Regions from separate parts of the Homo sapiens genome. Here region 1 is linked to region 2. The links are chromatin loops, found by intact Hi-C in ENCODE. Cell type or tissue: PC-9. All regions are shown on one strand. Links, peaks and the distances in the headings refer to the core of each region. The heading gives the core; the rest is flanking DNA.

What was found. A loop is a pair of places that touch in the nucleus more often than their neighbours do. Peaks named below come from ENCODE experiments on the same cell type or tissue, not always from the same donor. Only the 100,000 strongest peaks of a DNase experiment are listed, where the experiment ranks them.
Region 1: it touches region 2 in a loop (2.3-fold over the local background); 1 of 110 quality-filtered maps calls a loop at or near these places.

Annotation. Positions count from the first base shown.
Region 1 is chr12:53,948,036-53,955,997 of GRCh38, forward strand. It overlaps HOXC12 (homeobox C12), which reads left to right and starts at 6,868. Exons shown (of 2, transcript NM_173860.3): 1 at 6,868-7,504. The coding sequence starts at 6,895. LOC105369775 (a long non-coding RNA gene) reads right to left here. Exons shown (of 3, transcript XR_944977.2): 2 at 7,856-7,932; 3 at 5,350-6,244. RefSeq lists an enhancer at 3,507-4,094. In PC-9, for the core only: a CTCF peak has its summit at 2,602; no DNase peak of the experiment used is centred there; H3K4me3 peaks cover 192 bases.
Region 2 is chr12:53,864,435-53,875,646 of GRCh38, forward strand. All of the region lies in intron 4 of LOC105378250 (a long non-coding RNA gene), which reads left to right. Among named protein-coding and RNA genes, the nearest start is that of HOXC13, 69 kb to the right of the region's middle. RefSeq lists enhancers at 3,385-3,554, 3,773-4,972. In PC-9, for the core only: CTCF peaks have their summits at 5,690 and 5,898; DNase peaks (open chromatin) are centred at 3,397, 4,247 and 5,267; H3K27ac peaks cover 3,336 bases.

The sequences.
Region 1 (7,962 bases), core at 47-5,046, 81 kb after region 2:
CTCTGCTTCTGCACACAAACCCATATATAATCATATGAGGTAGTCATCCCATATTGAGGGAACCACCCCTAAGGCTCTAGAAGGGAATAATGAAAAAAAAGAAGAGGAGCCAGGGGCGATGGCTCACGCCTGTAATCCCAACACTTTGGGAGGCTGAGGCGGGTGGATAGCTTGAGCTCAGGAATTCCAGACCAGCCTGGACAACATGGTGAAACCCAGTCTCTACCAAAAATAGAAAAACTTAACCTGGCATGGTGGTGCATGTCTGTGGAGGCTGAGGTGGGAGGATCTCTTGAACCCCGGTCGGGGGCAGGGGGGTGGAGGTTGCAGTGAGCTGAGATCTCACCATTGTATTCCAGCCTGAGTGACAGACCGAGACTCTGTCTCAAAAAAAAAAAAAAAAAAAAAAAAAGAAGAAGAAGAAAGAGGAGGAGGAGGTGAAGAAGAAGAAAAAGGAAAGCCTGTGCAGGCTCACTACTGGTGCATTGGGACACTGGTAAGCCTAAAAAGGACCTCAGTTCCTGAGTGCCTGTGAGCCCTCGTGCAGTGCATTAAATATACCCAGATTTATTTTGGAGGAGTATCATGCCTGGACTTATTTGGATATGACTTTACCATAAGAGTAAGCAAACACTGTGTGAGTGTGTGTGAGCATGTGTTTCGGGGAGGCACATTTGTGAAATATATTATTCTTTCCCTGAATAAGGATTTCTTCTTTAACACAACTCTGGTTGTGTTGATTTCTTACCTTTCCTTCTCCCAAGAATTGGCATTGTCTTTGGGGACTCTATGAGATAGTTCATCTCTTAGTCATGTCTCTAATATGTCTTTCTCTCCAAGGCCAGCCTCCTAGTGTTTGTGTTAAAAGTAAGACTAAGTGTGAAGGCAAATATGAGGATACCGGGGGTACAGGGTGATCTGAATTGCTGGTGAAACCTCTGTGAGGAAACGCAGACACACAGAGGGGCTGAGACTCCTGCTATCTTTCTCATAATCTGATGGTACTCCCCACTTCCCCTATCTCCCTAGGCCAGAGCTGGGAGGCCCAGGCAGCCAAGGGCCTCACAGGACTCTCCATCTAGTGGTCACTCTCCGGGGCTGCCAGAGAGGGCTTCAAGAGATTCTTTGCTGAGCTTGGGGGAAAAACCCTTCCCCACCCACATCTTAGTCTCCAGACAGAGGCCCAGCAGAATGGGCCTTTCAGCCAGCAGTCCCACAGCCGGAACCCAACTGAGAGAACAAGGGCAGCAGTTCTTTCCGCAGATCCCTCCATGACTGTCTGCTCCAGAGACCATCTGCTCCTGGGGTTGATCCACAGGCGGCTGGGTGAGCAATGTGGGGACAGTAGGCCAGTGTGGGTGCAAGGCAGGGGCAGGCCCCTGGGGCAGCCGCTATCTCTCTGAACAGCCCTCCTATTGGAGGTGGGGTCCATGCGGCAGGCAGCCCCTTCAGTGGCTCCATCTGTTCAAAAGAGAACTCCCCACCCTAGGATCTGCTGGGATCTGTGTTGGGTGGTATTGGAGCCCACCCCCAAGAAAACTCCAAGAGTGGTTCAGGCAGATGTATATCTAGACCTGCACTGGTGGAGAATTGAGGGGCCCTGGGGAGCTAGGGACTTCTGGGAGGAGGAGGAGGGGGCCAGAGCCTTTTCAAAACCAACCAGGCTCTTCCTCTTTTAGCCTTGACCGTGACTAGGTCTTTCTGACCTTGACATCACAGGGAGCACAGGGAAGGGGGGGGAGGGGTGGAAAAGGCCTTGATCTTCCGGTGGCCAGCGAAGGGGAGGGCTGCTTGCCCCCTTGACGCGCCATCCCCCTTCCCGCAGGAGCCCGCCGCCTCTGTTTACACACAGAGGAGGTGTCGTCTCCAGTCTAGACAAGGGCGCTAATAACGCCCATAAAAGGCGGCCTCTCCAGAGATGCTCTGGCAACTCCGCTCCCGCGCGCCTGCCGCTGGCCGCTTTCTCCACCTCCCCCCGCCCCGCCCTTCTCTGATACCTTGGCGAGGCCGGCGCACGGGCCTGGGGACGGGGAATCCAGAAGGCTTCTAGAGGCTGAGAATTCCTATCCCTCACCCTTATGAACCTCTTCTGTCTCCAAAGGTAAGTGGACCCTTGTTCCTGTCCGCGCTCTCCCAGCCTAGCGAGCCCCGGGGTTGGTAGTCCATTCCCCACCCCCACCTGCCTCCTGGTGGGGCCCATTGCTCCCACCCCAATCTGCCCAAGCCCCTTCCTCTGCCCGGAACTGGGGCCCCAGGTTTGGAAAGCAGTTGTGTAGCGGTGCTCAGCAGACCCTAAGCAGATCTCAGCTCCTCCCCAGAGCTGGGCCGGGCCAGTGGACAGGGTCAAAGCCAGAAAAGGAGGCCGAGGGGTGAGGGCACACCGGGTAGTCCTCACCCCCACCCAGCTTAGAGGTCGGTGGAGACGATTCACTGTTGCATTGCAGGCGGCTATGGGTGTGGCATTTGATGTGATTTTTTTTTTTAACTTGGTTCCCACACCTTCCCTGACACTCAGTAATTCACTAGGTGGAGGAGATCCTCTGCTGGTGGAGGGGGAAAATGTCAGAGCTGCGGCCCTATTTAACTGTTAGCGCGCCACCGAAGGAAACACAAAACGGGGGAAGGTGGTCCATTTAGGGATGCTCAGGTTGGGGTGGAGAGATGGCCTCCCAGATGTCCTTGCCTGGGGGCTCTCACTTCCCCCGCATTTTCTGAGAGGCAATCGGGCTGGAATCTTTTGGTGACAGAGGACTAGAGAAGCCGCGGGAGAACTGGAGAAGGTAGGGGCTCCGTTGGCCCCAGGCTACTTGCCTGAGCCTAAAAGCCTTACTGGGCTCCGTCACTGAGCGTTCCTACAAGCCTCCCTCCTCCAGGCTGCAAATCCCTAGAAAGCAGCACCTGGGGAAGGGATTTCCCAATCTGCTCTTTACCTCCCGGGCACCGGCAGGGAGGGCTGGGAGCCAGGTGGGCCCCAACCCCTGAAGGAGCCTGGAAGCCATGAAATAGGAGACTGAGCTCCCTACTCTACCCCCCAGCCTTGTTTGAACCCGACAAAAGTCAGGTCCCAAGCCTAAGTTGCCCCGAAGGGGCAAGGCAGACAGGGCTGCAGGGTTGGGCGGGGGGCAGGGAAGGGGGCAGGCCCTCCCACTCAGCCCCCTTCTCATCTTCCCTTCTCTCCGCCGGCCAAATCCCTGCTCACACCCCTGCTGGTGCTGAGTCCCGGCCTAATTTGCATACGAGGCAGAACCGCTTTCTGCAAACTAGACAGTGACCTTGAACTGGGCCGCTGCGGCCTCTGGACAGACCAGGGGTAAGGCAGCACTGCGCGGAATCACTCCCGACCACGGGTCGGCGGGGGAGCCAAAACGCAGTCACTCACAGCCGATTCCCCGCGGTCTAAGCCGCCAGCAGCCACGTTGCCTCTCCCACCAGAATCAGCGTAGATTTTATAATTAACTCCTTTCGCTGGGCTCAGCCGCAGTGGAGGCTGCTAGGATGCAGGAGGGATGGAGGCACAGAGAAGGTGTGAGAGAGGCGGCGGGGCATCCAGCTGGAGGACGAGCTGAGGGACACAGGCTGCCTTGGTCTTCAAGGAAAGCCTTGGACCACATCCTTGCTTTCAGCTTTAATTAACCCCGAGTTAATGAGCGAGGCTTAGTAGAGCCTGGCCAGCTGCGGCGGGAGCCAGTGGCCCAGGGGCCAGCAGGCAGGCCACCGCTCTAGCCTTGTGATCTGATAAATGTACGGGAGAGTTCGCACCAATCGCTCCACGGTTTGGGTGCCTCGGCCTGACCACCTATAGTTTTGCGCATGGTCAGCGAAGTGCCGGCGGGTTAAGCCCGGCTAGACACGGCTGCCCCGACTCCTTGGGATGCGAGTCCCTCGCCCAGCCCCAGCCTGCTCCCGGCGAACAGCTCTCGCCGAGGCTGGATTTAGATTTTAAGCGTCTCACCCGAGCCTCCCGCCGGCCCCGGGGACCCAGACTGGGAGCTGCATTTTTGTCCGAGCCCGGTTAAAAAACGGGTGCCTGAGTTGCGTGTGTCGCGGGGTTCCTTAACCACAAACGGAGCCTCGGTGGTGCACCGGAAGGCTGGACGCTTAGATTACCTGGGTCCTTGCCAGAGTCCTGAAAACCCCTAGGTTCCCGGTGGGTCTCAGGGAGCAGGACACCGGGGATGCGAATTTTGCTAGTGGTTGTCGACAGCTCTCCCTGAGAGGAATCAGGGTCAGCTGCAAAGAAGAAAGAGGGGTTTGTGCGTGCTTCTTTGCCCGCCGAATCCAAAACCTGGGGAAAACGGCCCTCTTTGATGAGGCTAAATCAGGCTAGAAGAAATGCGTGCCTGGAAGAAGGACGCCTTCACCCAATCTTCATTTCTCCTGCGTTGCATCCGCCGCCCTGTGGCCGCTGCTCCTCACGCTCAGCGGCCTGGCCTGGGAGGGCAGCGAGCAGAGCTCCCGGCCTGGGAGTTGCCTGCTGGGGTGGAGGGAATGGGGAGAGGCTGAGACCTTCCTCTTGGGGTCCCTCTTCTAGGAGATTGGAATTATCTGGGAAGGGAAAAGAGAATGAGGAGAATACTCCACCCCTCAAAGGCTAGTGATTATTTGGCAAAGCCCAGCTCGGCATCCCTCACACCAACAATAGCGGCTGAGCGCAGAGGCCTGGAGAGCCTGGGCGCAGACCTAGCTGCCCGCACGATGTTCTGATTGAAATCAACAGCAATATTAATGTCACACCCTGTTTATCTTTATGACCAAATTAACCCTCAAATAAAATGTTTTTTAAAAACTAAAATTTCAATGGCGCTCATCAATGTATCTTGAGAAGGGGAAATAAGATGTTACAGATGCTGTGACCTGGAATTTGCAGCTGAGAGATGCTCCTCTCCGTAGCCTCCCAGCCCCTTATCAGTTAGGCACAAAAAGGCCAATCCAGGCTGAGTCTCCTGCTCATTCCTTGGCGCCACCGGCTCTAACTGAAGGTGGCGGCTTCGGGTTTGCAGCCCATGGCTTGCCCTAAGTTCCGACAAGTGCGCCTAACGCGGGGCCGGCTCCTGGGGGCGGGAGGGGCTGGACCAGGCCGGGCAGCTAGGCAAGCAGGGGCGGGGAAGGGGAACCGGCCAAGCAGGGCAAGGGACAGGCACCGAGCTGCGAGCTTCGAACTGCTCCGGGCAGGGCGGCGCCCGCGGGGACACATTTCTGTCGGAGTGAGCAGCTACGGTTTGGGATATGAAATCGCCCGGGGAGCGGTGGAATTCAAAGAATCTGCGTTTCTCTCTGCCGCGTCCTGCAGAGGAGAGAGGGGAGGGAGAGGAAAAAAAGGGAGAATCTTCTCTGCTTCGATCTGCTTTTGCAGCTTTGGCTTATTCTCAGGCTTTCTCTGATATTTAACTTTCACCTAAATGGGTTTCTTTCTCATTCTCTCCGAATCTCTGTCTCCAATTTTCTTTCAATCTTCTGGTATTTTTTCGTATTTAGACGTTTACTGAACTATTTATCCAACCCTGTATTACTTAAGCCATGCATTGGTTAGAAGCTCGAAATAATCACATGGAAATTCGAGTGTTTTTTCTATTAGACCCCAAAAGGATACATCTGGTTTGGGGGAGTTTTATTTTGTCTTTCTTTTTAATCCGCTTGGCTGTGTTCTGTGGACCTAGTTGAGATCGGATTGTGGTTTTGCAGATGTTGATTATCTCACCAATGGCCAGCATTGCTTCTCGGCCTTCTCTGGAGGGAGCTTCTGAGTTTGCACCATAAATATAATTTCACCCCCCAATAAGATAATTCTTCAAGGGTTTTTTCCCTCAATCCTAGCCCCCTCAGGAGGCAACCTACTGCGGGCCTCTGCACTGCTATCTGATGGTCCCAGGGGCAGGCTTGGCCGGTTCTGGGGTGCAGTTGTCTCCTCCGCAGTGAGAATTAGGCCCCTCTCAGCCCAGTCAAGCCCTGTTAGGGGTCCAAAGCTTCCCACTGCAAAGACTCCAGGAGGCCCCCAGAAGCTCCTCAGTTCCCCGGAAATGACAGCAGAAGAGTAGTTCGCCCCCAGATTTTCAGGAGCAGGCAGGCAGGTCCATGTGGAGCTAGGCACCTCCTTTTGCTGCATTCTCTACCTCCCTTCCGCATCCTTCCTCTAGCCGTGAGTGGAGGTGTGAGGCTGGGTGGCTCCCGGCTCCAGAGGAAAACCCGGCATTATCAATTATCCTTGAGTATTGGGGAAGAGGACTCCAAATGTCTCTCCAAATTCCTGAGGATAAAGAGCTGATAAAGAAGTGTGCAGCAGCAGCTGGGGCGGGAAGAGATAACGGCAGGGAAACCTGTCCTTACCCCCACTTCGCCTCTACTGTAAATAAACCCCGAGCCAAAGGGCTCATCCGTCTCCTTAAACAGTCAGTAAACTTTATATGACACAATATCTAATAGTAATTTATTGAGGAGATATTGTAAATTCCAACGGTTTTAGTTAATAAAGAAGCTAATTAAAGAGGGACAGGCTGTGCTTGGCCAGCTGTTGGCGATAAGATAATATATGGGGGGGGGTGCAGGTTATAGGGGTGTATATATGCGGGCATTTTTTGGTGTGTGTTTTTTCCCTTTTGCCCCGTGTTGGGCAATTGCTTTACTCTCTGCGTTAGGTTATATACATTGTTTTAGAAAATCAGTTCAGCAAATAAACCTGCCCCCGCCCTTTGTTACCCCACTCACCCCCAGGATTGGGGAAGGGGGAAGTTAGAGTGCGGGATGGGATGGTGGGGGGGGGGGATCGGTTGTCCCCACCCCTCCCCCTGGCGGCCGTGCCCACGTGAGTGGGGCGGCCAATGGGTGACTGGTGCAGATTTAACTATGTTTAATGTCAGATAGCAATAAAGTAGAAGCTGCCGGTCGGGCCCCGCGGAAATGGGCGAGCATAATCTCCTGAATCCCGGGTTTGTGGGGCCGCTGGTAAACATCCACACGGGAGACACCTTCTACTTCCCCAACTTCCGCGCGTCCGGGGCGCAGCTTCCCGGGCTGCCTTCGCTGTCCTACCCACGCCGCGACAACGTGTGCTCCCTGTCCTGGCCGTCGGCGGAGCCGTGCAATGGCTACCCGCAGCCCTACCTCGGCAGCCCAGTGTCTCTCAACCCTCCCTTCGGCCGCACGTGCGAGCTGGCGCGCGTGGAGGACGGCAAGGGTTACTACCGCGAGCCGTGCGCCGAGGGTGGCGGCGGGGGCCTGAAGCGTGAGGAGCGCGGGCGCGACCCGGGAGCCGGGCCCGGGGCAGCGCTGCTCCCGCTGGAGCCGTCGGGGCCGCCTGCGCTCGGCTTCAAGTACGACTACGCGGCGGGCGGCGGCGGTGGCGACGGCGGCGGCGGCGCAGGACCTCCGCACGACCCGCCCTCCTGCCAGTCGCTGGAATCCGACTCCAGTTCGTCCCTGCTCAACGAGGGCAACAAGGGCGCCGGCGCAGGCGACCCCGGCAGCTTGGTATCGCCGTTGAACCCCGGCGGCGGGCTCTCGGCCAGCGGTAAGGACCCCGGCCACTCAAGCGGCGGATTCAAACCCGACCTCTTACCAGGGCGGGCAGAACAGGACTGAGCTAGGGACGCCCAGGGTGACAGAATGTGTGGCGAGGAAGAGCTTCTTATAAAATGAAGTGCGGGTGGGGGGAGCCTATAAACATGTAAACATCCCCACAAAAGAAATGGAGAGTGTTCCTTTTTCGTCTGCCTGCGGCTGGAGGCGGCAGGGATTCCGGAGTTGGGGGATCCTGACGGGGACTCCCCAGGCCTGGGGGTGAGGAGGTGGGGACAGAAAGCCCGGCCCTAGTTCTCCCAGGCGCCTCTCCCTCCACCTTCCCACAGACCCCATTACTTACATTTCGAAAGAAATGCCAGTGGATGCGTTTACTCTGCCATTCGCCCATATCTGTTGTAACTGATCCGGGATCCAGTCCTGAAGGATGTGAGAGGAAGGGACCAGGAA
Region 2 (11,212 bases), core at 2,641-7,640:
GCTGTGGTTTGGAGTACAATTGAACCCTTCACCCAGGAAGTGAGCATAATACCCAGTAGGGAGTTTTTCAGTTCTTAACCCCCTCCCACCTGTAAAGAGAGTTTACACTCTTCCTTGTTCTCCCATTTTTATGTCCATGGCAGCAGAGTTGTATAGCTTTATCAAGCTCATCTTCATTCCTCAGTACTCCCATCAACTACTCACTCTCCCACCATTTCAGTTCTCCTGACTTTCAACAAAGCCTTTTCATGCTAAGATAAACCTTCCATAGTTACCCTGTGTCATTTCTGATGGTCTGCACGGCTGTTCTGTTCTGTCCTATTCTTGTGTGCTCAATCCTGTAGCTTCGTTCTTGCCAAGCTCTGGTCTATTATCTCCTCTTCCTCCTCTGGAAAGTCTACTTTAACTAGCTTCCATAAATGTCCTTACCCCTCATTCTCCCAGCATTGATAGCGAAGATGGTACTCCAGCATTAATTCTCTGTTTATCTGTATCTTGTTTTCCATTGTATGGGAAACTTCCCCATACTGATATTCCTTTTCCTGTTAACCAGAGTTCATATTCATCCCCATAGCTTCCAGTTCCTCTAGTCAGAGAAATCATTGACTGGCTTTCTCTTGCTTGGAAAGTCAACCAACTTTAGCAAGTGACAATAAAGAGAGATTTAGAACCTACTGACCCTCTCAATCCCTTCCTTGCCCTCTCAGGCCCCCCTTTCAACCTTTCCTTCCTTCCACAAATGCTGGCTGAGCCTGCGTTATGTGCTAGGCGCTGCTATAGGTTACCATGCTTCTCCCCTGTATAAAGCTTATACTCGATGCTCCTTCTGAATGGGAGTTTAGATATTGGTCTGATACTAGAAACACTTAATCAAATGCTCCCAAACAATGTCATAAGTGTGAATTCTGATGGAGTACAGAATTAGGATATCTCTTCTCTGTAAGCCATTCTCTCCATTCTTGAAATTGCTATTCATCTTTGGCCCATCTCTCAGAACTTGATACAGAATAGTTTTTGTGTCTCATTCTGTGATGAGCAGTTAGTCCATCTCAAAAATAATTTTAGCGTTTACTGAAGAACCCCAAGGAGAGGAGTGGGGAAACTAGATAGTCTAATCTCCCACTGTCCCATAGAAACACATACATGTGAACTCACCTGCAGGCTTATGTAATTACATGTTGTTGAAACTAAATGGCTAAGTTAAACTGGAGTAAAGAAGTAATCTCAATTAGTTGCAGTTATAAGGGAAGACTCTGCAAGAAAAGGATTTGAGCTGGGTTTTGATGGGAGATTGTGGGAAGCAGTCTGTGAAGACAACACTCTAGGTGATGAGAGACATTCATTGTTCAGTCTGAGGCTTAAATGTGAGAAGAGTCAGGCTATGGGGGTTAGTGAAAGTGTTATCTTGGCTGAAGCATAGCTCTAAGTTGGAAAATTCCAAAGAAATGGGTTTAGTGAGAAATTAGGATGAAATTGCTAGAGGACCTAAATGACCAACCTAGGATGTGTCTTCCTAGCTGAAGGCAGGGCCATAAATAGAATAATTTCAGGAGGGCTAAAATGTTTATTCTTCCCCTTAGCTTTTGAGAACAAGAGACTAAGGTTTCTGGGACTCTGACTTTATATGACTAAGGTGCTCCTCTCACATGAAGTAAAGCATAAAGACCAAGTATAATGTAAACCTAATGTCTAGATTTTTCTATAATATTGTTTAAATTTCAGTTGTAATTATCTGTCCAAATGGACTCCACACTTTGTTTTGCCTCGTTCTATTCTGGAATCATATGATGGCCTGCAGAATTTAACTTAACCAGCCACATGCTCCTTGCCTCATTCAGCCTACCCATTTTTTCTGTATGAAAAGGTTTCACAGTAAAGCAAAGAAACTTTTACACCTGGCATCTATCCCTTGACCTTTAACTTTCTGGAGTCACCTTACTTGAAGGAAGGAAATACCACCTAGAAACTGCCCCTGGATTTTTCCCAGCCTGTTGCACAGAGGTCTTCCAAACCTGGGTTATGCTAACTGATGGCAGAGGAGAAGAGTCCCAGCCCTAGCTTCCCAAATTTTTGTGATATTTTCACCTTGAACCTCTGCTGGAATTTTCTCTGAAGCAGAAAGAAGAGGTGGTCACTTTTCAAATTGTTTATGCTTTTATACTTTTCAGATTATGAGGGGGAAATATTATAATGTGTCTACCTCTTCCCCTTGGCATATTTAGATTTAAAAGACAAAATATCAAGAAAGGAATTAATTTTGTAGAGAAATAATAAATAGAATTAGCAAAGAAGAACTTTCCAACAGCATGGTTTACTGAAGGAAACTGGGCAGTCCCTCTATCTGAGGATCTAGAAGAATAGGGTCAATTAGCATTTGTCTGCAGATTTTGAAGGCAGTGAAATGAATGAGAAGACTCTCCAAAGCTCTGTCTGCAGGCCAGACTCAGTGATATCAGAACGGGACATAGAGAGAGGAAGCAAGGGTGACTCAAACCCATCTTTTAAGGCCTCTCTTCCCTATGGTTGCGTGCACCTCTGGTTTCTAAAAAAATTTTTTTTTGCCTCGTTTGCTTCAGAGATGGGTGGCTTTGAGGAAGTGAAGATAAAATTTATTCAACCTAGATGTGTAAATAGAATTTTGTGACCAATTTTGATATGACTTTTATATCTAGACTTATAGCCAGGGGTGAATTTTCATACTGGCATAGGGTCAACTCCTTATTCCTGATTTGTGCACTATCCACTTTGTGGATTTTTGCAGACTCCATACTTCCACTGCCTTGGGTTTGACAGAAACACTGAGTCAGAGCAAGCATCAGGGATAGACTCAAAGGGTGTGTTTGTATGTATGTGTATGAGTGTAGGTATCCAAAGATAAAGCAATGAGGATTTATTTCACTTCTCTTTTCTCTTTGTAACACTAATTACATTTGTGAAACTGTTTAATGGTGGCCTCTACTACTAGACAGTAAGCTACATACAAGGCTTGTGCACCATTGAATACTTAGCACTTAGCATAGGACTTGGCACATGGCAGACACTCAGCAAATGACAAAATCATGTGGCCTCTGCTCTCATCCACTGACTCAGATAATGAGAAGTGTCTCCTCCTCAGGGGCCAGGGGGATGCTCTGCTATGGCAAGTGGAGGAATCAGAGATGATCCATGGAGCCTGTGATATGACCTCCCCAGTGAGGCTGTCAGCCCTAGGGTAGATTCCTTGTTGACTATCCTCTTCTTATCACTGGTAGCATCTTATCACAATACTTGGGGCACGGGCCAGGGAGTTACCCAGGGCTGAGGATGGGAGGAGGTAAGTCCTGGCTATCAGGATAGACATCTTATTCCAGCAGCAGTTGTCCTAGATGTGGCCTGTTTCCCAGCCCACTGACCTTTAGGGCACAGTGGGGGGTTGGGAGCATGAGTCAGAGAGGAATGTGGGACTGGTTGCTTGGGAGTTTCACTCTCTGGGGAGAAGCTGGTTCCCCATGCCTATCAGTTTTCTAATGGCATCTCTAGAGGCAGAGCCTAGAAACAATTACTTGAAGGAGTCGGACGAAGCACCCACACTCTTTTGAACCCCTAGGATGTTGGCAGGAAGATAATTTAAATAGATTTTAACAGGCACAGGACAGAAAAGTATTGTAGAGTATTTCAATAGAAATCTGAGGCTGGGTACAATGGCTCATGCATGTAATCCCAGCACTTTGGGAGGCCAAAGCGGGAGGATCACTTTAGCCCAGGAGTTCAAGACCAGCCAGAGCAGTATAGTAGGACCCCGTATCTACTAAAAACAAAAAGCCAGATGTGGGAGCACGTGCCTGTAGTCCCAGCTATTCAGGAGACTGAGGTGAGAGGATTGCTTGAGCCCAGGACGTTGAAGCTGCAGTGAGCCCTGTTCATGCCTCTGCACTCCAGCCTGGGTGACAGAGCGAGACCCTGTCTCAACAAAACAAAACAAAACACACGCACACACACACGCTCAAAAAAAAAGAAAAAAAAGAAAAAGAAAGGAAAATTTAAGATATCCTCTTATCCATACTTCTGCCTCCATCCCAGATAAATACAAAATCTCTCTTTGAAGATTTTCTAAAGTGAGGGGATTCCACTGTTAGGTAACCATGGTAACCACTACACCACAGCACACTTATGAGAACATTCTACTGTTAAATCTAGCTGAATGTAGCCTGCAACATGGAAGCCATGACCAGGACAGTGGAAGTGCAGTGTGAATTATCCAAGCAATCATTTCCTCATTCCTTGGGTGGGAGTGGGCAGACACGCCCAGGAGTCCCTCACCCTGCCTCCCACGATGCTCTGCTTCTTCATACAGTGCACACAGTGGTGGGAGATGGCAGCAGGGGCAGAGAGGCCCTCATTCTGGAGAGGGGACCTATGAATCTTGTAAATATGATGACATCAGCAATGACAGACTCTTCAGCCGCCTGGTAGTCTGTCATTGAAGCCAGGAATTCAGCACACGCTCAGACACACCCAGCCTTCACCATGGGTTCCCAGAAGCAAGTTCTCGCATAGCCACTAGGCTGGGAGGACCCTCACTTAACCAACCCTCCCTGACAAGCTCCAAGGCCTCAGAGTCGAATCCTAAATTTCCAACTTAGCAATAATTTTTTTTAAATTGCATGATGCTGAGGCTTGGGGTATGGATGATCCCGTCACCCAGGTAATGAGCATAGTACCCAGTAGATAGTTTTTCATTCCTTGCCCCTCTCCCTCCTTCCCCTCTCCAGTAGTCCCCAGTGTCTGTTGTTGCCATCTTTATGTCCATGTGCGCTCAATGTTTAGCTCTCACTTATAAGTGAAAAGATGCGGTATTTCGTTTTCTATTCCTGTGTTAGTTCACTTAGGATAATGGCCTCCAGCTACATCCATGTTGCTGCAAAGGACGTGATTTCATTCTTTTTTATGGCTGCATCCAACTTAGCAATAATTTTTATCCCTCTCTGTTTTCATTCTCAACAGTGCCTAAGTTGTTCATGCTGGTTGTTCTCAGGTGTTTTAACCTCCCCAGTGAGTGAGATCCAAGATTCATGGCATTATCATGGGAAATTCTTTCATTTTGGTTTAACTGAAATTTGTTTTTGTTATTATCATCAGAGTCTAAAACTGATCAAGCCAGAAAACTTCTACACTGCTCTGAAGTCCCAGACAAATAGGCTGGAGATTTTTCCTGCTGTTCTCCACCTCTCTCCATAATGAGATGCTTTGTTTCCATGAATTGGCCCTGATCCAGACTTCTAGACTCTATGACAGGACATTTCATCCCTCCCTCTGCCTCCAGGCAGGACTGAACTTAACTCATGCCAGGCTGAAGGGTGTCTCCTTCAGACCTTGTTTCAAGATTTCCTGACTCTTTGGCCTCTTTCAGGTAAAAGCGCACAGCTGATTGCCCCAATGCCTAATCTTAATTTCCTAATGGCAATTCTAGCTCATTTCTTTTCATTGTGGAAAGGAAGATCCACATCTCCCTTATACCTTTCCAGCTAAAATTATCTCAGTTCTTTTATAATGCTTCTCAGATATTAATTTGATCCCATATCTTCTTTGTGCTAGAGGAGGAAAATTAGTGTTAGATGAAATGCGCTCCATTATCTGAGTATTGTTGGCCTGAGCTAGTATTCCATATTTTTATCACTTTTGTTATTGTGCTCCTCACCAACATATCTCATTCTTTCTTTGCATGGAGACTTCAAATATCAGTTTTATCTACCTGGAATGCCTTTCCCTCTCTCATCAGTCTTGACCTTCCATTACTTCCAAATCCTGTTCCATTCTCCCTCTCTAGACGACGTTTCCTAACTCTGCATTTTCTGTGTATTCCTGATTCTTCTGAATCCTACTAGTGGCAATGTAAAGAACTTCATTCAGCTGGCCTTAAGATCTGCCCTTGCCTCACTCTCTCCGAGTATGAAGCATGGATAAGAAGAGTTCTGAGAGCTTGCAGGGAACCAGTAGCACAGCGTAGTGGGATGTATATAGCAAGTCAAGAACTTGGGAGTTCTAGTGTGGGTCTATAACCCTGTGCACCTCATAACCTCTCTGGCCTTTCCACTTAATTATGTATGGACAAGGAAGCATTGAATTAGGCCATCTCGAAGAATTCTTTAACTTTATAAATGTTGTGAATTTGTGCTTTCCTCTCTTTCTTGGTCTCTTTCAATATCATGGACAGAACTCTACAAGCAGAGAAATCACAGAATAGGAGAATATGAACTAAAAGGCATAGTCGATAGGGAAAAACTTCATTTTAATATGGAGGTAGTGCTGGTCATAATAATTGGAAATTTGTAGTGAGAATGGGGGCAGGCTGCTGCACCTCCTTAACCTCTTGCAATCTTTTTTTTTTTTTTTTTTTTTTAGACGGAGTCTCGCTCTGTCACCCAGGCTAGAGTGCAGTGGTGCGATCTCTGCTCACTGCAAGCTCCGCCTCCCGGGTTCACGCCATTCTCCTGCCTCAGCCTCCCCAGTAGCTGGGACTATAGGTGCCCGCCACCACGCCTGGCTAATTTTTTGTATTTTTCATAGAGACAGGGTTTCACCGTGTTAGCCAGGATGGTCTCGATCTCCTGACCTCATGATCTGCCTGCCTCGGCCTCCCAAAGTGCTGGGATTACAGGTGTGAGCCACTGTGCCTGGCCTCCTCTTGCAATCTTACAAACATTGCTGTGATGTGTTTTAAAGAGTAAGGAGGCTGGGCACAGTGGCTCATGCCTGTGATCCCAGCAATTTGGGAGGCCAAGGTGGGCTGATCACCTGAAGTCAGGAGTTTGAGAACAGCCTGGCCAACTTGGCAAAACCTCATCTCTACTAAAAGTACAAAAGTTAGCTGGGCATAGTGGCACATGCCTGTAGTCCCAGCTACTTGGGAGGCTGAGACAGAAGAATTGCTTGAACCCAGGAGGCGGAGGTTGCAGTGAGCCAAGATTGTGCCACTGAACTCCAGCCTGGGCAACAGAGCCAGACTCTGTCTCAAAAGAGAAAAAAAAGGTAAGGAAATGGAAGTGGCTCTGGCCTAATTTCTACCTCCTCAGCACAGTGGCCATCAGGCATATCCTAGCAATATGCTTGTACTAATGTAAAAAGCTTGCTCCACCCTCATTCAAGTCACTGAAGGAAGATCCTACATTAAGTTGTTACTCATTTCTTTCTTGGGAAATTCCCAAGTCCTATATGAGTAGAGAAGAACATTTCTATCTGGAGTCCAAAAGTCTTCATTTTCTAAATAGAACTTAAGTTTGTTCTATGATATGTTGGTCATTATGCTTCATAACAATCCCTGAAAATAAAGACTGTAAAAGAAGTAATTTATAAGGTTATGTGGTCTTGTGTGCGTGTGTGTGTGTGTGTGTGTGTGTGTGTGTTTGAGATAGAGAGAGACAGAAATTCATGTGATTTTCACTGTGGACTAGAGGAGTCTTAGAGAAATGTCATACTGACCATGCCACTTACTCTAAGCAGGGATAGATTCACATGTTATTTATTTTGAATCACATTATCTTAAGCATCTGGACAACTTAGATTTTATTCAAAGCTGAAGAGCTAGAGGAGAGAGGGGAGGGAAAGTAAGTATAGGGTATTTATTAAATACCTACTGTATGTTAGGTATTGTGAAAGACTTTATATATCATATATACTCAACATAAGGTGAGATTTTATCTTCCCAAGCTACTTTCTCAGAAAAGAGGAAGTTATTTTATATTTGAATCCTTACAAAGTCTTACATTATAGGGTACTTTCTCAATTGCTTTTTAAGGAAGACACATTAGTCTGTAAAAGCAAAAAGCAAACAACCTCTTCACCCCCAAACAAACAAAAAATAACCAGTGAGGGTTTGGATTACCTATAGAGGCCATTTGATGGGATTTCTTTTTTAAGTGGACTTCAGTTTCTGGGAATGTGAAAGGCTTGGGCTGGGTTATTTGAATCAACGTTCCTGCTGAAAATAGCTTTAAAATGCTGGATAAAATAGTTAAGACATCTTAAAAGCATGAAAGAGCCAACAAAATAGTAGGGAAATATCAGGTCAAAATCTAGTTGAAAGTGAAAACTCAAAGTGATAAGTGAAACAAAAAGGCTACTTTTAACCAGAAGGTATTTGCTGATAGAAGCAAACTTGCACTCTGGTTTTGATGGCTGGTCTGAGAACTTCAAACTCATGGCTGGCCCGAAGTTATGAATCTAATAGGAGACTGACCCCATATAAAACTGAAAAATCAAAGAGTTATACCCTTAGTGTAAGGTGAAATAGAAGTAAACCTAGGCTGGGCATGGTGGGTCATGCCTGTAATCCCAGCATTTTGGGAGACCAAGGTAGGAGGATTTCTTGAGCCAAGGAGTTCAAGACCAGCCTGGGCAACATAGGAAGACCCAGTCTCTACAACTAACAAAATCAGCTGGGTGTGGTGGCACACACTTATGGTTCCAGGTACTTGGGAGGCTGAGGCTACAGTGAGCCATGATTGTGCCACTGCACTCCAGCCTGGGTGACAGGATGAGACCCTGTCTCCAAGAAAAAAAAAAGTAAACCTACCCCCTCTGCCACATCTCCAAGGGACTATAAGAAAGTTTCCTTGGTGCTGAGCAGAGCAGAAGGAAAAAGTCCAAGCCAGCCTGATTTGCAGCCCAAATTTATATCACCTAGGTAGTAAAAGAAAACCTCAAACCTTGAATTTAATTTTAAATGATTCCAGATTAGTATTTCCTTTGGGGACCTAGCAAAAGCAAAGGCAAATCCTCCCTCAATGAAGACCTCTTCATCCTAAGCCTCAAAAATCTCCACAAGTAATTCTTCAAAGGCAGTGAGCAAATAAGCACATAGGGAGAGAAGGCACCGTGAGTAAGAATCAGCAAAAACAACAGACAGCAGAAACAGATGCACAAAGCCTCCAGAGATTGAAACTACCTGTTAGGCACATGTTAAAAAACAAGCCTGAAAATATTTCCGGGAATGTAAAAAGTGATCTAATGGATTTAAAGCAGAACCAAGTAGAATGATTCTAACAGCAAATTGGACCCAATTGAAGAGATAATTAGTAAATTAGGAGACAGATCAAAAGAAATCCAGAATGAAGCACAATGTGGTGAAAGTATGAAAATATCAAACAGAGTTGAGATATATGGAAAATAGAGGGAGAAGACCCGTATCAACCAATAATTAAGGCTCCAAAATTAAACAAGACAAAGAATAGAACAGAGGCAATGTTTGAAGAAATAATGACAGGATTTTCTTAAACTGATTAAAGTCACTCAGAAGCCCAGTGAATTCCAAGCAAGATAAATAAATAAAAAAAATAAATCCAACCCTAACATATGAAACTACAGAACATGAAATATGAAGAGAAAAATAAGGAGATAAGAAAAAAGATAAAAATAAGAAAAATAAGGAGATAAGAAACTTCTGCTTCTGGTCACAAAGAAGTAACTGACATGAAACTTGTCCTTCCATCCTAAACAAGTGCTATATACATGAAAATATATATATATATATATTTACTGAATGGGTTTAATAACAGATTTGACACTACAGAAGAAAAGATAAATGCGCTTGAAGACATAGAAAGAAACCATACAAACGGAGGCATAGATAGAAAAAATACTGAAAAACAAAAAGAAGGCATTAATGACTGCAGGGACAATATCAAGTAGTTTAACATTTATGTAATAGGATTAAGAAAATTTTGATGGAATAATGGATAGCTTCCCCTCAATTTAATAAAAACTATAAACCTATAAATTTAAGAAGCTCAGTGACCCTAGGCTGGCTAAACATAAAGACAACTACACCAAGGCACATCATAATCAAATTGCTGAAAAATTTTAAAGTAGCTAGGGAAGATATATTAAATATAAGGGAACAAAGATAAGAATTATTAGACATGGTTTGTCAGCATCAATGTAAGCCAGGAGACATTGGAAGAACATTTTTTTTTTCACCTAGCAAATTAGCAATTTTTATTTCTTTGTTTCGTTTTATTTTATTTTATTATTATTATACTTTAAGTTTTAGGGTACATGTGCACAACGTGCAGGTTTGTTACATATGTATACATGTGCCATGTTGGTGTGCTGCATCCATTAACTCGTCATTTACATTAGGTATATCTCCTAATGCTATCCCTCCCCTGCTCCCCCCACCCCACAACAGGCCCCGGTGTGTGATGTTCCCCTTCCCGTGTCCATGTGTTCTCATTGTTCAATTCCCACCTATGAGTGAGAACATGCGGTGTTTGGTTCTTTGTCCTTGCAATAGTTTGCTGAGAATGATGGTTTCCAGTTTCATCCATGTCCCTACAAAGGACATGAACTCATCATTTTTATGGCTGCATAGTATTCCATGGTGTATATGTGCCACATTTTCTTAATCCAGTCTATCGTTGTTGGACATTTAAGTTGATTCCAAGTCTTTGCTATTGTGAATAGTGCCGCAATAAACATACGTGTGCATGTGTCTTTACAGCAGCATGATTTATAATCCTTTGGGTATATACCCAGTAATGGGATGGCTGGGTCAAATGGTATTTCTAGTTCTAGATCCCTGAGGAATCGCCACACTGTCTTCCACAATGGTTGAACTAGTTTACAGTCTGGAAGAACATTTTTAAAGTACTGAATGAAAAATATGTGCCAACCTGAAATTCTATGTCCAGTTAAAATGTTTTTCAAAGTAAAGGTTAATAAAGACTTGTTTCCACACAAACAGAATCCGAATGAATACTGAGTGCTAAAGGAAGATTTTTAGGTTGAATGAAAAGGATATTGAATAGAAACTTGGACTTATAAGAGTTTCAGAAATGGTAAGTATATGGGTAAATATTAAGACTTTTTCTTGTTTTTAAATTTTCTTTAAAAGTTAACAGGCTATTTACGAGGTGGGCAGATCACTTTGAGCCCAGGAGTTCGAGACCAGCCTGGGCAACATGGCAAAACCCTGTTTCTGCAAAAAATACAAAAATTAGCCAGACATGGTGGCACATGCCTATATTCCCAGCTACTCAGGAGGCTGAGGTGGGAGAATTGCTTGAACCTGGGAGGTGGAGGTTGCAATGAGCTGAGATGATGCCACTGCAGTCCAGCCTGGGCGACAGAGCGAGACGCTGTCTCAATAAATAAATAAATAAATAAATAAATAAATAAATAAATAAATTTTAAAGGAAAAAAGTTTTAAAAAAGGATAACAAGTTATTTAAAACAA